2 separate regions of the Homo sapiens genome follow, and region 2 is linked to region 1. Evidence: chromatin loops called from intact Hi-C (ENCODE). Cell type or tissue: heart right ventricle. All regions are shown on one strand.

Region 1 (2,500 bases):
GATTACAGACATCAGCCACCGTGCCTGGCCCAGACTATCATTTTTAAAACAAATTTTTTTATTTCAAAAGCAAAAAAATTACATTTTTGTATGATTCTTCAATATCTGGCTATATTAGAAGGCAATTGAGTTCTTACCTGCTTCTGCATTCAATCTTTTGCAATGTTATTTTGGTTGAAGTATGTCAAGAAAATATGGCTTACACAAATATGAAATTGGAAGGGGGAGGAGGATTTTAATAGCTTTTCTGATAATTATGGATATTCTTCTTGATATTACATCAAAACTTGACAAGTGACTGCTGAAATCTAAAACCATATCAATAGACCTTTCATATTGTTCCCATTAGATCTGTTGGTCTATCTTCTGCTTTGGATACATCTTAACCTGTGCATTAATCATTTAGAAAAACTGATTCCATGAATTATGCAGATCTTCCACATGTTGACACACTTCACTATACAATTAAAAAGGCATTCATCAATGTCATCAGCAATTTCATCATAAAAGTTTTTAAGTAGCTGTCAAGTTCATAGTCGACACAGCTTTCTCAAAATTGTAATTTTTCTCTTGAATATGGTTGACAATAAGTACTGTCGGTTGTGTTCCTTGAAATGGTAGCCTCATTTTGTTCATTTGAGAGAAAATGTCTGCTCAACACCCCAGTCTGAATGACCTTAATTTCTGTGTCCATCATTCTTTCAAAAAGTAGGTAGTTCAGCTTGCATCTTAAAACAATCTCAGAAGATTTTCTTGGGATGACCACTGTATTTTGGTTTGCAGCAGTGTTTTATGTATACTTCCCATTTTGTCATAAAATATTGAAAAAGACATATGTCCACAGGTTGAGATTTAGTAAACTAATAATTTTTGTTGCTTCATCAAGGGCATGCTTAAGCAAATTTACAAAACTCCAGGCCAGGCACGGTGGCTCATGCCTGTAATCCCAGCACTTTGGGAGGCCAAGGTGGGCGTATCACTTGAGGTTAGGAGTTCCAGACAAGCCTGGCCAGCATGGCAAAACCTCGTCTCTATGAAAAATAAAAAAATTAGCCGGGGGTGCTAGTGGGCGCCTGTATTCCCAGCTACTTGGGAGGCTGAGGTTGGAGAATCGCCTGAACCCAGGAGGTGGAGGCTGCAGTGAGCAGAGATCTCACCACTGCACTCCAGCCTGGGTGACAGAGCGAGACTCTGTCTCAAAAACAAAAACATGTAAAAACAACAACAACAACAAAAAGTCCTGCAAGTCTATGGTGGTGAATACTATGTCTAGTTGTACAATTTGATTTATGCTTTGATTTATGCCTTGATTTATGCTAAGACACCGGCAGTATTACCCACCATAGCTTTTGCACCATTAGCACAAATGCTACTACAGTATAAAAGGCAGAAAACTTAGTTTTACTAAGAAAATAGTTTCAGCCGGGCGCGGTGGCTCACGCCTGTAATCCCAGCACTTTGGGAGGCCAAGGCGGGCAGATCACGAGGTCAGGAGATCGAGACCATCCTGGCTAACACGGTGAAACCCCGTCTCTACTAAAAATAAAAAAAAAAAAATTAGCCGGGCGTGGTGGCAGGCGCTAGTAGTCCCAGCTACTGGGGAGGCTGAGGCAGGAGAATGGCCTGAACCCAGGAGGCGGAGCTTGCAGTGAGCCGAGATCGCGCCACTGCGCTCCAGCCTAGGCGACAGAGGGAGACAATGTCTCAAAGAAAAAAAAAAAATAGTTTCGACTCATGGATACTTAGAAAGATATTGGGGACTTGGCTGGGTGCGGTGCAGTGGCTCACGCCTGTAATCCCAGCACTTGGGAGGCCAAGGCGGGCGGATCACCTGAGGTCTGGAGTTTGAGACCAGCCTGACCAACATGGCGAAACCCCGTCTCTACTAAAAATACAAAAAAATTAGCTGGGCCTGGTGGCACATGCCTGTAATCCCAGCTACTCGGGAGGCTGAGGCAGGAGAATCGCTTGAATCTGGGAGGCGGAGGTTGCGGTGAGCCGAGATCGCACCATTGCACGCAAGCCTGGGCAACAAGAGCGAAACTCCGTCTCAAAAAAAAAAAAAAAAAGAAAAAAGAAAGAAAGAAAGATACTGGAGACCTCAGGGGTCCACAGACCATACTTTGAGAACCACTCATACAGAGGCTTGATGAAAAAGGCTTAAAACTAAGCTTTTTGAAAGCAGGGGCTGTTCCTGTTTAGAAGTCCAAGGGTTCACTGATCTAAATTCACCCTGAAGATATGTGTCCTTTTTTCCTAGGAATTCAGGCTTAAACAGTCTTTCTAGGATAGGGGTATTAGTAGGTTACTGTTATTGGAATAATCCCAAATATTTTATGATAGTTCAGTGAATAACCATCCTTTCTTTTTTACATTTAAAATAATCTAAGTTCCTAACCTTACACAGCTAAATAATTGAAAGATCAATATTAAGGACATGTAAGACAACTTAGTTGAAGAGTTTTGTCATTTCTTGGGACCATTCTTTTCAGTCATTTCC
Region 2 (2,500 bases), 64 kb before region 1:
TTTGCCGGGCATGGTGGCATGTGCCTGTAGTCACAGCTACTTGGGAGGCTGAGGTGGGAGGATGGCTTAAGCACAGGAGACTGAGATTGCAGTGAGCTATGAATGCACCAGTAGACACCTGCCTGGGTGACAGAATGTCTCAAAAACAAAACAAACAAGCAAACAACAACAACAACACAAAACTGAAAAATATTCTGGTAAAAAAATAAGCCCAGGATAGCAGATGATGTTTGTTACCTTTAGTAAGGTTGCCAGGATATAACGCTGCAGCTCTGCATTGTGAATTCGAATTGAACCACCTCCTATTTCATTGCCATTTAAAACCAAGTCATAGTGTTGGCTACGGGCCTAGAAGATTCACAGATACTTTATGTTAGAGAAAATGTCTGGTTTTCTGTTCTACGGGTTGAAGACCCTGTAGATTTTTAAAGACAATGTATTACTACTAACTCAAACTCCACAATTTCTTCTGGGGCTTCCAGAACTGGGTCCTATCTTTCATCAGACCTTGAAGTCTGAAGTTCTTTGCCTTTATATACACATTTCCTTTTGATTTGGAAGTATAGATACGGTACCTTTTTGGGCTCAGTGTACAGGAGATGTATGTCACTGGGGTGGGGAGCAGTAAATGGGTGGTGGGCCGATTCCAGCTCTCTGGGATTTTCCTCCTTGGGCAGGAAGAGTGGGAAATCTACCACCCAAAGGAAAGAGAACAGAGTGGGGTCACGGAGCACCACTCCTCTTGTTTCTAGAAGGTCAGCACATTCCAGTCGTAATTTTCCTAACAAAGAGCACTGCAAACAGAAGACGTAAACATTGAGTTAACTTCTTGACAGAGCAGGCAGGAAATGACACAGCCTGGATTCCGAAGCCAGGCCATTCTCTAGGAAAGGATTAGCCAATTAACAGATAGGATGCCCTTTGCTTCTCAGGACACAAAGATCTGAGGATAAGTCTAATTGCAACAAGGTTGAGAACAATCATCACACTCAACCAACTGGGTGAGTACTGATAACTCGGTGATTAAGAACACAGGGATCAGCACTTCATAGACCTGGGTCTGAATCTCAGTGTGGCTAATTACGAACTTCTCTGTACCCTTTTTCATTGTAAAATTGGGATAAAAATATCAACTCCAAAAGACTGCTGTGAAGCTTAAGATAATATACATAAGGTGCAGGACCTGACAAAGTATGTGAGTGGTAGTCGTTCTGATTATTTCCTCACTTCTCTTGAAGGGTTGTGGTGAGGATTTGGTAAGTGCCTGGCACACTGTTAATGTTCAGTGAAGGCTGGCTATCACTATAGGTAATGCAGATTAGAGGTCCATTTAAGAGTGCGGAGGGGTGCAGTGGCTCACACCTGTAATCCCAGCACTTTGGGAGGCCGAGGCGGGCGGATCACAAGGTCAGGGGTTCTAGATCAGCCTGACCAACATGGTGAAACCCCGTCACTACTAAAAATACAAAAATTAGCCGGGCGTGGTGGCATGCACTTGTAATCCTAGCTACTCGGGAGGCTGAGGCAGGAAAATCGCTTGAACCCGGGAGGAGGCAGAGGTTGCAGTGAGCTGAGATCACACCACTGTACTCCAGCCTGGGCAACAGAGTGAGACCATCTCAAAAAAAAATAAAAAATAAAAAAAAATAAGAGTGTGAATTTTGGAACCCAACTTCATGGGTTAGAAATCCGGCTCCTCCACTTCCTAGCTGTGTGACTGTGAGCAAAATTTTAAGCTCTGTGACTCACTTTTCTTATTTTTAAAATAGCAACAGTATCAGAACTTCTTTCATAGGGTTGGCATGAGGATTAAATGAGTTAATGTATACAAAGTGCTTAGAACGGGCTTGGCAAATACTAAGTGCTTAATAAGTGCTACCTATGGTATGCAGGACTTCCCTGAGAAAGGACAGCTGGTTAGAACAGTGACATATGCCTAGAGACATGATAGGGTATTATTTTGCAGCCCATTCTATCTTACATTTACGTCTACATAACGGACCTTCATTGTGACATTTTCAGAATGTTAATGTTATTCCTCGAAAGTCTGGTTTCTAGCTCTCTTTCAAGGAAGGCCTTGTAGGAATCAGACCTATAACTTCCTGAGAATGAAACACCAGCATGTTTAGTTCATACCAAGAGAAGGTTTAATAGCCAAATTAGTTAGGAACAAAATCCCATGTTCTTTTTTAAGAAATGCATTCATAATAAAATTTGGAAATAAATAGCTTTCTTCATTTTACTATTGTAGGGGAAGGGGAGACGGGGGATTACATTTAGCTTTGAAGCTGAACTCTGAAACTTTTTCTGTGGAAGAAACAATGACAAATGAAAATATAGATTAGAAGAAAGAACTTGATGAAGTACTAGTTAGACACACTATCATTTTGAAAAAACTATATACTAAAGTGAAAAAATAAATTTATATCATGCTTGATCTTTACAGTACATTTTTAATATTCATATTTGACTTTGTACTATACTTTTCTATATTTTACAA

Evidence for each region. Hi-C counts contacts between places; a loop is a spot of excess contacts. Peaks named below come from ENCODE experiments on the same cell type or tissue, not always from the same donor. Only the 100,000 strongest peaks of a DNase experiment are listed, where the experiment ranks them.
Region 2: a loop joins it to region 1, with 11 times the contacts of the local background. A loop is called at or near these places in 1 of 110 quality-filtered maps.

The regions. Positions count from the first base shown.
Region 1 is chr1:173,788,018-173,790,517 of GRCh38, reverse strand. No RefSeq gene overlaps it. Among named protein-coding and RNA genes, the nearest start is that of DARS2, 35 kb to the left of the region's middle. In heart right ventricle, no CTCF peak of the experiment used is centred here; no DNase peak of the experiment used is centred here.
Region 2 is chr1:173,851,643-173,854,142 of GRCh38, reverse strand. It overlaps DARS2 (aspartyl-tRNA synthetase 2, mitochondrial), which reads right to left. Exons shown (of 17, transcript NM_018122.5): 14 at 576-794; 15 at 238-348. Among named protein-coding and RNA genes, the nearest start is that of GAS5-AS1, 10 kb to the left of the region's middle. RefSeq lists an enhancer at 1,099-2,001. In heart right ventricle, no CTCF peak of the experiment used is centred here; no DNase peak of the experiment used is centred here; H3K27ac peaks cover 1,140 bases.